Linked DNA regions of Homo sapiens: region 2 is linked to region 1. Evidence: read pairs that join two places in POLR2A ChIA-PET (ENCODE). Cell type or tissue: OCI-LY7. All regions are shown on one strand. Links, peaks and the distances in the headings refer to the core of each region. The heading gives the core; the rest is flanking DNA. Region 1 has its middle 66 kb from the start of MIR4464. Region 2 overlaps BACH2 (BACH transcriptional regulator 2).

What was found. ChIA-PET counts read pairs that join two places held together with the same protein. Peaks named below come from ENCODE experiments on the same cell type or tissue, not always from the same donor. Only the 100,000 strongest peaks of a DNase experiment are listed, where the experiment ranks them.
Region 2: POLR2A ChIA-PET joins it to region 1 with 5 read pairs; 2 of 35 experiments call an interaction of 5 or more read pairs at or near these places.

The regions. Positions count from the first base shown.
Region 1 is chr6:90,374,650-90,382,995 of GRCh38, forward strand. No RefSeq gene overlaps it. Among named protein-coding and RNA genes, the nearest start is that of MIR4464, 66 kb to the left of the region's middle. In OCI-LY7, for the core only: CTCF peaks have their summits at 869 (motif pointing left), 7,303 (motif pointing left) and 8,126; DNase peaks (open chromatin) are centred at 1,222 and 2,232; H3K4me3 peaks cover 5,358 bases; H3K27ac peaks cover 7,487 bases.
Region 2 is chr6:90,167,215-90,175,560 of GRCh38, forward strand. The region is part of intron 4 of BACH2 (BACH transcriptional regulator 2); the gene reads right to left. Among named protein-coding and RNA genes, the nearest start is that of BACH2, 130 kb to the right of the region's middle. RefSeq lists an enhancer at 6,520-6,664 and a cis regulatory region at 6,592. In OCI-LY7, for the core only: no CTCF peak of the experiment used is centred there; no DNase peak of the experiment used is centred there.

The sequences.
Region 1 (8,346 bases), core at 146-8,145:
GCCAGAACTGGCAGCTTTGCAGATGTCTGAAGATGTGAATCAAACGAAAGAGAAAATTATAGCAGCTGATATTTATTAATAGTGTTATTCAGATCCTCTACATCTTTACAGATATTTTGTCTAGTTTTTCTGTCAATTGCTATGGGAGGGGAGTAAAATCTCTAACTGTGATTGTAAATTGTCTAGATTGTCAATTTTTACTTTGTGTATTTTGAAGCTGTTATTAGGTACATATACATCTGTAATTGTCATGTTTTTTGTGATTATGAGAAGCCCCTCTTTTCCTCTGGCAAAACTCTGTAATGAAGTCTGCTTTATCTGATATTATGAAAGCCACTCCAGCCTTCCTATATAGACTGTTTGCATAACGTATCTTTTTTCCATCCAATTGATTTCAACTGATTGGAATCTTTACATTTAAAGTGTATCTCTTATAGGAAATGTATTAGTTTTGAATTTTGCTCTGTGTCCACTCTGACAATTTCTTCCTTTTTGTTAAAAGTGTTTAGTCCACTTACATTTAACGTAATTGTTGATATGATTGAATTCAGGCCTACCACTTTCTTGTTCACTTTCTATTTGTCCCAAGTGACATTTATTATGTGCTGTTAAGAAAAGTTATCTAAAGCTTGGAAATAAGGAAAGATGATTGTGTGCCTCTCAAAGTCAGCCTAGAGCATTGTCTAACAAGCCCACCTAAGACTCAGCTGAAGGCCAGAGGAAGATAATTTTGACTTACTATTTACTATTAAGGAAACTAATGCACAGAAAGGCTAGTTAACTTGCTCAAGGTCACCCAGTAGTAAGCATTAGAGTTTGAATTGAGAAGCCAAAGCCGATATATTTGATCACTTTACCTTACTGCCTCCCACTGGTAATTGCCTTATCATTGAGCTTATTATGGATTAGTATGAGAGGAAGTTGGGAGAGCTATTGCTGCCTGTTGCTAGCTCTGGTCCTGCAGATGGCATTTTCCGTTAAAGGGAAAGGCAGCTGTGCAGAACCTCAAGGTGCACGTGAACTAAGCCCAGGGGTCCCGGGTCAGTGAGGCTCAGCCCAAATGCATTGGGAACCAAACTCACACATGGGTGTTTGCTCACTCTGTTGATCAGGATCCCCTCGTGTGTACCGCTGCTTAACACATGATTAAGCGCATGTAAAAGAAATGCTGTTTTCAGGAAATAATTGCTGAGCATTCTGGTGACGTATATTTGTTCTTCTATTTTGATAGGAGAGTGGGGCTGAGGTGGGGGGAAGGAGAAGTGTGACCAACCAGGGAAACACACTGATGTAGCAAATGTTAGTGATGTTTTAGTACTTCCTCATGAAGCAGTGTGACCTCCTGCCACCCAGACAGGCTCACTCTTCAGATTTTCCTTGCTCACTAGCCACAGCTGTTTGTTGTTTTCTTAAATGTTAAGCTTTTTATAGCTCTTCAGTTGCTTATAAAAAGTACCAGTTATTCAGGCCATACAAGAACTGGCTCTGTGCTGGTCTAATGAGCAGTGAGAACACTGGAGGCATATTTTTGTTGCTTCTATTTTCTCACTACTTCCCCTTCCCCCAGTCTCACAAATTTCCCCTTTGGACTTAAATGACTCCAGAATCTTGGAATTTACTAAAAAGGCGAACCACCAATTGGTCTTTGCTGTTCAAGAAAAATTCATCACTGACTCACCTCCCTCCCAGTTCTTGGCTCTCCACGGCTGTGTGAAGAGTAGATCAACGGGTGGGGCCTTGTGTCACAAATCACGGCTGCTCCTAGGGGTCCAGGGTTGGGGGAGCACTCCAACCTGTACAGATGCACCTGTGATCTCTACAGAAGAGAAGTCTCATCTTTGCCCCCGAGGAGAAAAGAGCCCAGGACTTGGAGTGCCTTCGCTGAATAGGTAGGAACTTTCCAGTTTGCATCCTCTGTGAAAAGCAATTAGGACCAGCTCCAGAAGGGATCTGATAGAATCAGAAGGAAGAAGTCAGAAGCCACAGTCAAGAACGCAAACAGAATTGGTATATTTGAAGGAATCAGTCTCCCTTGTGCTGGGAGGCCTTCACAGTGTCATCTGTGGGTTGTACACACATTCTACAATGACTTCCCATGATAAACATAAAACTCTCGGGGAAAACGTTGTGATCTTAGTGCAAGAGGATATCATTAAACACAACATGGAAAAAATCCTGTTAGGAGAGCCATGGCTGAGAAAATCTGTATGTGTGTTCTAGCATGGAGTTTCACCATGTATGAGCTCCAGACCTTGGGGGCACTTGGACTGATTACAAGGGTCCTAGCATTTGGAAATGATTTAATGAATAACCATCTGACACATATGTGTTCTATTTTCCACAAGAATGTAGATACTGAAATGATTATTAAAATATTAATTTAAATGCAATATTGAATTATTAGTGTTTTTTAAAAGTTTTTGATTTTTAAAATTTTTATTATTTTTTTAACCTTACTGTATAGCTGTAGAATAGGAGCTGCTGCTTCAAAAGCCATTGGCCTCATGTCCAGGATGTCATAAAGAAACTCCTTAGGAGCCACTGGCCAACTATTTGGGTTGAAGAGGGTCAAATTATGGGGTTTGTTTTCGGGAAACCTTATCCTCAGCCTTGTTTTCTTGGTGCTTGCTCTTGTTAGAAAGGAGGACAACTTACCTAGCATATTACATGGGATGATTTTGCAGAACGAATCCTCGTTAAACATGTTTTGAGATGGAAAATAGACATTTTCCAAGTGTCGGGCTTGTAAAAGGCCTATTTATCAGAGTGAATTGTGTATGTTTTTAGCTCAGAGGCTTTGATATGTACCTATTGCAATTCTGTGCTTTTAAGTGTCCATATAATAATAACAATGACTAATGTTTATTGAGCATTTATTACATGCCAGACACTATTCTAAACACTTAACATGTGTTATCTCAACAAATTTTCAAGTTTTCATGGTAGCTATTATTTTTTTCTTTTCTTTTCTCCTTCCTTCCTTCCTTCCTCCCTCCCTCCCCTCCTCCTCCTCCTTCTTCTTCTCTTCCTCCTCCTCCTCTTCTCCTTCTCCTTCCCCTTCCCCTTCTTCTTTTTTCTTTTTTTCTTTTCTTTTCTCTTCTCCTCTCTTCTCTTTTCTTTCTTTCTTTCTTTCTTTCTTTCTTTCTTTCTTTCTTTCTTTCTCCTTCCTTCCTTCCTTCCTTCCTTCCTTCCTTCCTTCCTTCCTTCTCACTTAACATGTGTTAAACTCAACAAGTTTTCCTGGTAGCTATTATTATTTTCTCTTGCTTGCTTGTTTGCTTGCTTTCTTCTTTCTTCTTCTTCTTCTTTTTTTTTTTTTTTTCCAGACTCTCCCCTCTGTCTCCCAGGCTGGAGTGCAGTGGTGTGATCTCAGCTCACTGCAACCTCTGCCTCCTAGGTTCAAGGGATTCGCCTGCCTCAGCCTCCCAGGTAGCTGGGATTACAGGCACCCCCTACGACACCCGGCTAATTTTTGTATTTGTAGTAGAGACAGGGCTTCACCACATTGGCCAGGCTGATATTGAACTCCTGAACTCAAGTGATCTGCCCACCTTGGCCTCCCAAAGTGTTGGGATTACAGGTGTGAACCACCGTGCCCAGCCTATTAATTTCATTTTATACACCAAGATATTGAGACTCAGAGAACTCAATATGTCACCCTGGCTTACATGCCCACATGTAACAGAGCCAGGATTTGAATCTACACTGTCCAACTTTGGAGCCAGCACTTTTAACCACTGTGCTATATTCTCTTTATGTTCAATGTCTGACCCAAACTAGAATTTTTTGTATTATGAATTAGCATTAAGGGGTTATCCTTCCCATCATTTAATTTAGGATTTAGATGTCTATTCTCATTTGAAAATTATTCCATTATGTTGACTATATATATATATACACACACACACACACACACACACACACACACACACACACACACACATATATAGACTATCAAATATATAACATTGTGGAAATTCACATGTACCAGTTTTAATTTTAGCCATTAATTAAATGAATTCTATTTAATAAAACCTTTCACTTCTTCCCCAAGGACATTGTCTCAGGGGCTCTGTGGAATAAATGTGAGAGTTTATACTTTCTTTTCTTGGCCTCAGTTCACCAATCTTTGAAGCGGGGCCACCTTTACTCTAAAACCATTAATTTTTCTTAATTAAAGAAGATATACAAATGGCCAATAGGTACATTAAAAATACTTACATCACTAGTTATTAGGAAAATGAAAACAACAAAACACCACTACACATACACTAGATGGCTAAAATTAAAGTCACTGACAACACCATGTGTTGGTGAAAATGTAAAGCAACTAAAACTCTCATCTGCTGCTGATGGAAATGCAAAATGACACAGCCACTTTCAGAAAAACAGTTTGGCAATTTCTTATAAAGTTAAATATACAGTTACCATATGACTTGCCAATCCTATTTACCCATGAGAAATGAAAAGCTATGTCTACACAAAGACCTATACCTGAATGTTTATAGAAATTTTATTTGAAATAGTCCCAAACTGAATGCAACCCAAATGTCCATCAGCTAGTAAATGGATAAGCTAATTATGATATATCCATACAATAAAGTATTATTTAACAATAAAAAGGAACTGATAGGAACCAATGAACGAATCTCAAAGGCAAGGTGCTAAGTGAAAGAAGCTGAAGAAAAAATCATATACCTACTATATGATTTCATTTATATGAAATCTAGACAAGGCAAAATTATAGTGACATAAAGCAGATCTGTGGTTGTCAGGGAGGTGGTCTTGGGATGCAATGGAGACTGGCCATAAAAGAGCATGAGGAAAGATTTGGAAATGATGGAAATGTTCTATAACTTGGTTATGGTATACACTTGTCAAAGCTTAACGAGCAGCACACTTTAAATTACACCTCAGTAAAGCTGATTAGAAAAAATATATGTGATTCAGCTGTATATGAGACAATTCAATTTTTATAACTCTAGGTTTGGCTTCCATTGAGGTCGGCCTAACTTATTTCCCCAAATATTTAACACAGTTTGTGATTTAAAATGTTTTTTTATCTGTTATCTTAAAACTGAAGTTACTTCTTCAACTGGAAAAAAATAAGTTTTTTGAATTTGTTGTATAACAAATATTTGATGCAAAAAGAAAAATTGAAATAAATTTATTCATAATCAAGATAACCCCATAACCATTTATTCGATGGTTGTACAGCTCTCTGTGTCAGTTCAGTTCGTCTTTATACTTGTTGATCCACTGTCATACTGGATCAACTGTCTTGTGAAGACTTTATATTTAGAGTATTGGAATTTTTGTGGTCCTGTGTGACATACTGGTTGTCATATGAGTCCCCTAACACCAGAAGAAATTCTCCATGTAGAACAGAGGCTGAAGCTGAACTCCTCCTGAGTATGGCTTAAGGCTCAGTTTAATTATATGGAATCAGTTGATGGTTTGAGGAAAAAAATAGTTATCCAGTTTATTCTGTAATTTTGCTTTGAAAACCAATTAAATAGTATTTTTTCCAATCACCATATTTCCTCAGAGATATGAATAGATATCTACTCACCATCTCCTTCAGTCAAATATATTTATTAGGAGTTTATTTTAAGCCAGGCATTACGCTAGGTACTCTAGGAGATACAGAGCTGCTTAAGCTATCATGATCCTTGTCCTAGTTGGTTAAAATTCTACACTTGGAAATTTGCTCAAGTGCCTATACAACACATACAGTTGTCCTTCGGCATCTGTGGGGGATTCGTTCCAGGACCCCTCTGGATACCAAAATCCAGGGATGCTCAAGTCCATTATATAAAGTGGTATTGTATTTGCATGTAACCCATGCACATTCTCCCATAGGCTTTAAATAATCTCTAGATTACTTATAATACCGAGTACAATATAAATTCTATATACTTATATAGAATATATGTAATACATTATTATATATACAATATTATAATACCTAATGCAATATAAATTCTATATAAATAGTTATATAGTTTTTATTTGTATTATTTTGCCTTATTATATTGTTTTAAAAACATTTTTGATCCACAGTTGGTTGAAACCATGAATGTGAAACCCGTGGATACAGAGAGCTGTACACAAATCTGCTTTGGCTATTTCAGGTGTAGGACTCAGAGACATATTCTGAAGTTGGAATATTTAAAAGTGACTGTGGGATGCTAGAAAGGGCATGACCCTTAAGATAGGACTCTCACCAGCACTTCCTTCATACCTGAAATGGCACCTCTGGAGGAATATTGTGTTAAGCTGTCTCCTCTCCTGCCAGCTGTTAGTCAAAGGCAAGTATCCCTGGAGAGAGTGACATATTAAATTCCAAATTCCTCAATATTATTTAGGACTTTCAGATTTTATGTTTGGTGATAGAGGTAATACTTGTTACTCCTCTATTGAGGGGCAACCTTTATCAACTTACATTTTTTGCTTAATGCTAGCCCCAGAAAGGCTTGCAGACTGTCCAGTGATAGCTAAGGATGGATACATACAGAATGAAGTTGCTACTCAAAGTGGTGTCACTAACCCAGTATTAGATCATCTGGGAGCTTGTGAGAAATGCCAGATTTCAATACCTACCCCCATATCAATGGAATCTGCATTTGAACAAGAGCTCCAAGCATCTAGTCCAACATCAGAATGTTTCTTCCAGTCAGTGCTGAGGCTTTTCTGTTTCCCCTTGCCTACTAGTAGTATGAACATTTGAAGGTCCAATTCCTTCTGCTGGAGTCTTTTGCGATATATTGAAGGTCAGGTATCTGATTCCTTCTGCCAGGAAGAGCCCTTGAACTATTTAACAGATTTCTTCCAAGATCTCTTCTAATGTTTACTTACCTCTTGCAGTTCAATAATCATCTTTCTAAGTAAGAGGAAGAAATTGCAGGTATCTGAAAAGCTTATGCACACAGTCAAAGGGGGCTCAGATTATAAGAGCCTGCTCTGCAACACACTTTATTCAATAAATGTTAAATGAAAATAATAAATGCCCTTCCTCTTGGCTTGGAAATGGCTTTTACATGGCCCTGGTACAAATACATTTTGTAAACCCTTCAAAGTACCTGTTGTTTCCTTCCTACCCAGCTCCTTTATGGATGACTGTATTAACTTACCGAGGTGTGCATGGATTACTTTAATGATTGAGTCTACTTCTTCCAAGCTCTGGCTGATGTCTAAGAATAGACCTTTCTCCTTTGCACAGAGAACACAATTGAGGTGCAAACTGACTAGTGTCCTAAAATAGTACCCACTCCCCCTCCATTCTTTCAGGAGCTCCTTGTCCACAGAGGTAGCCTGTGCCCCCTGCTGTAAGAAACCACTCAGAAGTTGGAGAAAATAGAGAAGGTGTGAGGAGTCAACCCTGGAGAAGTCATCTGACCTCTCTGAGCCTTAGTTTTCCGACCTGTAAAAGGAAAGAATTGGACCAGATAATGTTTGAGCTCTCTTGGAATAGTATGAACATTTTAAACCAGGGAAAAGGAGACTGGGAGTTAGCCTGTGGAACCATGGCATTTTAGAAATGTCAGATTTCAATACCTGCCCCCAGATCAATGGAATCTACATTTGAACAAGAGCCCCAAGCATCTATGCTAACATCAAAATGTTTCTTCCAGTCCTGAGGCTTTTCTGCTTCTCCTTGCCTACTGGTAGTATGAACATTGGAAGGTTTATGACATTTTATAAAGCCATTTCATATTCATTCCCCTGTGCAATCATCAGAACTCCAAAGTAGTGCTCCTATTGTACAGATGAAGAAACTGAGACCCAGAGAGGGTAAGTGACTTCCTCAGTGGCATCCAACTCAGATGCTAGAACCTGGACTCAGGACTTGAACCCAGACACCCTGACTTCACCTGGGAGTCCTCCCACTACATCTCAGCTGTCACTGAGAGGCCATTTGCTTTGTTTAATAATGTTCTTTAAGGCTGTGCAAAGGTCAACATTCAAAATCTATCTGTTGCTATAAGTAGGCTAAAAGAAACGAACTTAAAAATAGTCTCATGCAGGTATACAGCAGCAGAAAATAATACAACAAATGTGATTTCTATTTGGATTATACACCCTGGGGGGCAAAGTGCTATTCTAAACATTGCCTCTTGAGGGTCAAATGTCCCTGCATAAGGTAGACAGAGGCAAGTACTGTTAACACCATTTCAAAGAGAGGAAAACGGGGGCAGAACAATTAAATGGGCTTCCTAAGATTTCTCAGTCAGACACGAACTATAATTCCAGATGCCCAACATTTCTGTGGTCTTTTCCGCTAACTCACTGCTGATTGTGTGCGCAGCCACTATGCTCCACGTTCTCCTGCCCAGGAGGTGCTGT
Region 2 (8,346 bases), core at 26-8,025, 210 kb before region 1:
GGTAGAGCATGGCTTTGCAAGGAGTAAAATGTTTTAAAAAACTAGTTAGTGAACCAAGGCTGGAGAAGTTTCCTTGCAAATGGTTTTCCTATTCCCTAGGTGGGTGTCATTTTGGATGTTGCTATCAGCTACCTCCTTTTTTCTTTTTCTTTTTTTTTGAGATGGAGTCTCGCTCTTGTTGCCCAGGCTGGAGTGCAATGGCATGATCTCAGCTCACTGCAACCTTTGCCTCCTGGGTTCAAGCAATTCTCCTGCTTCAGCCTCTCAAATAGCTGGGGATTACAGGCACCTGCCACCATGCCCAGGTAATTTTTTATATTTTTAGTAGAGACAGGGTTTTACCATGTTGTCCAGGCTGGTCTCAAACACCTGACCTCAAGTGATCCAAAATGCCTTGGCTTCCCAAAATGCTGGGGTTATAGGCATGAGCCACTGCGCCTGGCCTGCTATCAGCTACCTCTGACTTCAGCTGGAGCTTCATCTGTAAGGGCTCCCAGGCGCTCCTGGAAAGTACACATTTCCCCAGCTTTCATTCACTTTATTCAATGATTGAGAAAGAGAAACATGCTTGGCCAGTTCACAAATCTGAATTTAGATGTTTGGGAGTTCTCCAATGTTTCACTTCTTTTTGCTGAGGTAGGCTTGTAAACTTGGTTAAAAGAAACTGGTGTAACCTCTTTGAAAAGACAATTGGGCTCTCTCTCCCTGTATTTTACACATGGATGTAAAAGTCATTAAAAAGTACATATTCTTTGACCTAGAAAATCACTTTCTAGGAATCTAGCCTAAGGAATCACTGGCTATATAAACAAAGAGGATGTGCAAAGAGGCTGACCACACCGCTGATTATAAAAGTAAAGTAGGCCTGGTGCAGTGCTGCACGCCTGTAATCTCAGTACTTTGGGAGGCCAAGGTGGGAGAATCACTTGAGCCCAGGAGTTTGAGACCAGCCTGGGCAACATAGTGAGACCCCATCTCTACAAAAATAGAAAAATTAGTCAGGTGTGGTGGTGCCTATAGTCCCAGCTACATGGAAGCCTGAGGCCAGAGGACTGCTTGAGCCCAGGAGGCAGAGGATGCAGGGAGTCATGATCATGCCACTGTACTCCAGCCTGTGCAACAGGGCATAAAAGTGAAGTTTAACTAAACCTCTAACATTAAAGGATTGGTTAAAAAACATGGAAATTCAAACAATGGAAAACTATTCTGCCATTAAAATTTTAAAATAATGATCCACATATTATTGACATGCAAAGATTTCCACAATATATTGTTAACCCAAAGAAAACAATAGGTTTCAAAAATATGTGTGGTTGTATATAGGGGAAGGTCCGAAAGGATCTGTATTAGAGGTTCCCAAATGATTCTGGTAGCCCTTAGAGTCTCAGTAATTTTTCACAATGCCTCCAGGCCCAAACAAATACCTAATAGAGCTGTCTGTTAAGTAGTTAGATCCAAACAACATAATAACTATTTATGTCAGAATGATTTAGCAGCTGAAAAAAAAACACACATAAATGAAAACTACTATTTCCTTCTCAAGTAACTTTGTTATAACTTGTTTATAGAATGTATACACCTGTTGGGCACTGCATAACTTTAAATCTTGGAATCGCTGGACACCACTACCTTATTTCCTGTTCCACGCTGGTTTTCATGTGATACACTTTTTATCACTAAACACTCAGCAATCACTGAAAACTCGGTTTTGTAAAGATATGATGTCATCAAAAGGAATGTAGTGTGATCTAATGCTGAAACTGTGAACTATCTCCAGCTAATAGTTGGCAGAGTGTTGTACGATGTTTCCCTTAATGATGGAAAGTATCTGTGCCAACCCTAGAGCTGCACCCAGAATTTGCTGTGGTGCCCCAGAGCATCTTGGCACACAGTTTGGAGCTGCAGGTATATAACAAGATGTTAACAGTTGCTTTCTCTCAGGTTACTGGTGATTAAAAAAAAAAAAAAGATTTTCTGAACTTTTTCCCAATAAACATCTGTTATTTTTTACAATTAGAAAAACCACTAAAGTGATTTATGTATTTTTCAGAGTTCTTTATCTTTACAAGAAGATGGAGAGTCTCCCCAATTTTTTACTGTGAAGAAAAGTCTAAGCATAAACAACAGTAAAAATGGAGTCTTGGATGATGCCTTAATGATGAAAAACTCCCTCATGAATAACGTTCTGCAATAACTCCTCCTATTCTGACCCCCTCCCTGATACTTGCACAGGTTGGATCAATGAAGTCACTGGTGTCAGGACACTAACCCAGACATTCACCCCACTTCCTGCGGGTAGCCACTACAATTGTTTAATAATAGACTCTCTGTCCCTCAGCTGATGTGCTTGTAATAGAGCATGGTCATGCCCTTGTGGGAACTGAGCTATAAATGGTGCTTTGCTCTTGGTCTGCAGAGCTTTAGTCTCTGGATTAACGGTGCTCCTTTTAAAACAGTGCCTGCTGCTTTGCACCCTGGTGTACACTGCTGCCGTCTTTAAAGGTCTCCACTGCTCTCTTTGTTCCCTTCTGGTTACTTTTGCCCTGTTTGTCAGTTTTTGCACTAAAGAAATGAATGGGCTTTTATACCTTCACCAATTGGGACTTTCAGAACCAGCCTAGTGAGTTAAGTCTAACAGATATTTAGCCCCCTTTGATAGTCAGTTGTTGCTGGATATTTTGTTTGTTTTTGCCTTTGTGGGAATTGGTGGGCAGAAAAAAACATTTTCCAGTTTCATGCTATTTTTAAAACCTGAGGATTTTTTACAAGTTTTGGCATCGTATAGTTGAAGTTCTATTGTGATCAATATTTCTATTCATTTACTTTCTTACTAAACAAGTGTCCAAGGAATTATAAAACACTTTTTTTTTCTAATTTAGAAACTTCTACAAATGTATACATCAATTGCAACTTAACCTTTACAAGTTTAGGAATAATGCTGTAGTAGAATATTTAAAGGAACTTTCTGCATAAACTTCAGTTAATATAGGTCTTACTTTTAAAATATCTTCTTTAAAAAATAAATAATATTGCTTACTATTGGGATAAAATTATTTTAAAAAGAATAATGAGAACAGCTCCCAATTCTCCTTTACCTGCCCCAGGGTTCCCTCAGCACTTATCACCTTTTCAACATACTATACACTTTACCTATTTATCTTGTTAACTGTCCATCTCCTCCAACCAGAATGTAAGCTCAGTAGGAGCAAGAATTTTTGTCTGCTTTAATCACTGATACATCTTGTCTCCAGCACCTAAAATGTAGGGGCTCAACAAGTATTTGTTGAAAAGTCAGTAAATGAGTGACTGATTCTTAAAGACCTTTTTGTAACTCCATTTTAGAAGACCAAAGAAAAAAAGACAAAATCTTGAACATTAATATTTATACAAACCAAATACTACTTTTTGTAGGTAAAATATGATTCTATTGTGATGTAAAGTTACCTTTTTGACTGTAGTGAAATCCATGAATGGCAAGGATCTAACTAATTTACTATTGCTCCTCTTCCAGGAAATGTTTCAACTTTCAAATAAAGAGGACTTCTGATTGTCAAGCATGGCAAATTCATGTGGAATGCCTAAAAATGCTGAGTACTAAAAATATTTTTAAAGATATGGCTAAGCAGCAAGAAAGTAACAGCAATTGTTAAAAGTTGAAAATGACAAGGAAATTAGAACCTAGAGAAGTAAGTAGGTAAGTCCTGCATAAGTCAATCCCTGATGGGGATATTAAGAGACAAAGGGACAGCCTAATGTCCACACAGGAAGGTCAAAGCCAATACCCTTGAAAGATGAAATCCTCAGTGGGTAAATTAAAAAAAAAAAAAATCTTCCCAGAAATAGAAGACAGAATAAGTCTTGGTGATGGGAGAGGAGAAAAAAGAAGAAAATTTCCTCAAAAAATACAAAGCCCAGGCTGGGTGCAGTGGCTCACGCCTGTAATCCCAGCACTTTGGGAGGCCGAGACAGGAGGATCACTTGAGGTCAGAAGTTTGAGACCAGCCTGGCCAACATGATGAAACCCCGTCTCTACTAAAAATACAAAAAAATTAGCCAGGTGTGGTAGTGTGCACCCGTAGTCTCAGCTAGTTGGGAGGCCAAGCTAGGAGAATCGCTTGAACCCAGGAGGTGGAGGTTGCAGCGAGCTGAAATCTCACCACTGCACTCCAGCCTGGGTGACAAAGTGAGACTCTTGTCTCAAGAAGAAAAAAAAAAACAAAACCCCACAAAAAAACAAAAACAAAGCCCAGAAATTACATATCCATGTGCCCTTTCCAAATCCAAATAGGGTAAAAAGTCCTGAGTTGGAAATGACTACAAACACATAGCAGAAGCAAATACAAAGCCTCTCTAGAATAATGAATATTAAATCTAAGTTTCAAGAGATTTTCATAAGAATTCCAAGTAATTAAGTTCACAATCAAAAATCACAAAACAAAGAATCAAGCTGTCATGAACATGAATGAGAAAAAACAAAACTGCAGAATGAAATCATCAAAGGCTTTAGCTATTGAATGTATTGAACACAGATATAAAATAGATGTGTTTAACATTTTTAAAAAAGTAAACAGGATCTTAAAATATGAACAAGGAAGATTTCAAAAATGACTAGGCAGATTTAAGAAACAGCCAAAAATAACTTCTAGAAATGAAAATATAATAATTATATTTAGAGACTCACATGAGTAAGTCCAATACCAAAATAGATGCAGCTGAAGTAGGAATGAGTGATTTGGTAAACAGATATAAAGAAATTGTACATAAACTTATACAAAAATGAAAAATATAATCTTACGTTTAAGAAATTATATGGCCGGGCACAGTGGCTCACGCCTGTAATTCCAGCACTTTGGGAGGCCAAGGCAGGTGGATCACGAGGTCAGTAGTTCGAGACCAGCCTGACCAAAATGGGCAAACCCCACCTCTACTAAAAATACAAAAATTAGCTGGGCGTGGTGGCATGCGCCTGTAATCCCAGCTACTCGGAAGGCTGGGGCAGGAGAATTGCTTGAACCTGGGAAGCAAAGGTTGCAGTGAGCCGAGATCATGCCATTGCACTACAGCCCGGGTGACAGAGCAAGACTCCATCTCAAAAAAAAAAAAAAAAAAGACATTATACATAACATACAGAAGGAAAATATAAAAGAAATATTTAGAGATGTAAAGGGCAGAATGTGAAGGAAAAAACAGACAATGTGGGAAAGGCAGCATTCAAAATAATTTTTTTTTCTGAGATTTTTCAGAACTAGTAATCATCAAATTCAGAAAGCCAAATGCATCCCAAGGATGTTAAATAAAAGAAATGCCCACCCAGACAAAGCCTGGTAAAACTGTAGAAGACCATCATAAAAAAAGCTCTGGGGGAAATCTGGGGAAAATGTCTTTAAAACACTGAAAGAAAATAATACTGAATATGTAAGTGTATACCTAGCAAAACTACCTTTCATAAATAAAGCATGAATAGAAGGTATTTTCAATCAAACAAAAAATAAGAAAGTTTACTTCCAAAAACATTCATTAAAGGTACTTCTAAAGGACATGCTTCAGAAAACAGCGATGATCTGAGAAGAAGAAATGGTGAGAAAAGAAAATAGTAAATACATGACTATGTTTAAATAGAGTATAAAAAACAGCTGCTACTGTATACAAATTGTAATAATGTGTAATATAAAAAATAATATAAAACTATAAACCAAATAACCATGGCATGTTAGGCTGAAAAAGAATGATCCAAATTAAAGAACTCTAAGGTTACTGAACTGTTTGAGAAAAGAATGAATACTGTTTAGTGTAACACTTTATTAAGTTACATAGGATGCCAACATCTCTAGGGTAAGCGTGGAAAAAAGAGAATGGTGTGTACAACTGTTAAATTAGTAGAAGAAAAACCATGGAACTATATTTAAAAAAAAAAACAAAAGCAAAATCCAAATGAAGGCAATAAAGAAAAAATAAGGCTCAGGAAAAGCAGGACAAATAGCAAAAAATAATATGGTCAAAATGAATATAAATGCATTAGTGCAATCAATAATTAGTGTAATCTGCTAAACAACATACATCAACTGAATATTTTACTTAAAAGACAATGACTGATTGAATTAAAAAATAGACAACATATGTCCACACAGACTTGCATGTGAATGTTCATAGCAACTTTATCCACAATAGTTGAAAAAACTGGAAATGACCCAAATATCCATCAACTTGTGAATAGCTAAAAAACAAACAAACGAAAAACCTGTGGTATATCCATACAGTGAAATTATACTGAAAAAATATAAAGGAATGAAACTCTGATATGTGTAACAGCATAAATGAATCTCAAAGGCATTATACTAAGTGAAAGAAGCCAAACACAAAAGTCTACTTACTGTATGATTTCATTTGTATGACTTTCTGGAAAAGACAAAATAACATAGTGATAAAAAATAGATCAGTAGTTTCCTAATGCCAGACGTGAGGGAAGGAAACTGATAGCAAAAAAGCATGAGGAACTTTCTGGTGTGACGGAAATATCTATAGCTTTATTGTGGTAGTGGTTACATGACTATACACACCTGCCAAAATTCATCAAACTGTACACTTAAAATATGTGAGTTTGATCATATGAAAATTATACCTTAATAAAGCTAGTAAAAAGACAAATTCCAATTATGTGATTTACAAAGCACAAATCTAAAGCCTTTTGTGTCTTTGAATAAAGGAGGCTGGGGGAAGAACTGCGTAGGCAAATAATAACCCAGAAATCTGGTGTAGCTAAATTAAACCCATACACAGTTAATTTTAGGCAAAGAGATAAAAAGGGCCATCACATATTAATAGAAATATTTAATTCCCTGGGAAGATATAATATGTTCCTAATAATGTATCTTCAAAAATATATAAACCCAAAAATAAAAGAACCTCAAGGAGAAACTAACCATAAGACAGTCTCATTTATGAACATAAATGCAAAAATCCTGAACAAAATATTAGTAATTCAAATCTAATAATTTCCAAAGAAAAATAATGTGTCTAAATTTGGGTTATTCCATAATTCAAGGTTGCTTCAATATCAATCAGTGTTATTCACTAGATGAAAGAAGAAAATATATGATTATCTCAAAGAATATAGAAAAAGCATTCAATAAAATACAACATTCATCATTCATGATTAAAACAAAGAATAGAAAGAAACTTCCTGAACTGGATAAAGGATATCACAAAGCAACCCTATAACAAATACCATACTTTATAATATAAATGAAAAGTTAAAGTTTTATCTATCACTATTTTAATTTAACATTGGAGATTCTTGCCAGTTCAGTAAGACAAGAAAAAAGAATTAACATTTTATGGGTTGGAAAGGGAAAAAAAACTATCATTACTTGTAAATGATATAAAGAATCTACAAATTACTTTTATTAATAAGGAAGCCAATAAGGTTTCCATATACATGATAAAATGTAGGACCCTTTGACAGTGGCATGGCTAAATAAACTACAGTAAAATAAACACAATAAAATATTCTATAGCAATGAAAATGAATGAACTAAAGTTACACAGGTCAACCTGGATAAAACTCAGAACATTGTGTTTTGTGGGGAGCAAGTCACAAAATAATCAGTATGATTCTATTACATAAAAGCTAAAATGAGATAGTATATTGCTTTGGGATATATATATGGTAAAATTATATGTGGTACATATGTAGTAAAACTAAAAAAAAAAAAGCAAACAAACAAGACAGTAAGTAACTCAAAATCCAGGAAAGTAGTTGGGGAGAGGAGAAAACAATAGGAGAGAGGTACATAAGGGTTTCAGTAGCAATGATAATGTTCTTCAGATGAGTAGCAGAAATGTGGATGTTTTCTTTATTTAATCCTTTAAAGTGTATCTACATGTTATATATTCCCTTCCACATGTATGATATACTTCATAATCTAAAGAAGTAAATGAACCTGAGTGAACTTTGTTAGAAATGCATTTTAAAGTCAATGTTACTTCAAGTTGGAAAACACAGGCATTTAGGAAGTTCTTTTTCTATATCTAAGTTTTGAAATTAATATTTATTATTTTTTCTTATTCCTTATTCTAGGAAAGTTGAGAGTTCTCATTTATACAATGGTTTTCCTATTACACTGAAATCATAAGAAACTCTCTTGGTAGGTTTTAAAGGTAAATTATACAACCATTTTGTTTTCACAACTGCCTGTATAAGACAGAAGAAAAACAACAAATGAACAATTAACTGGTAAGGAAAGAATATTAACTAATAAGAAATGTCAAAAAGGCTTGACTTCTCATATTAAAAACAACTTTTTGGTGGAAAAAACCTAATCCCTTCTTTTGAAAGAGAATTTTTCA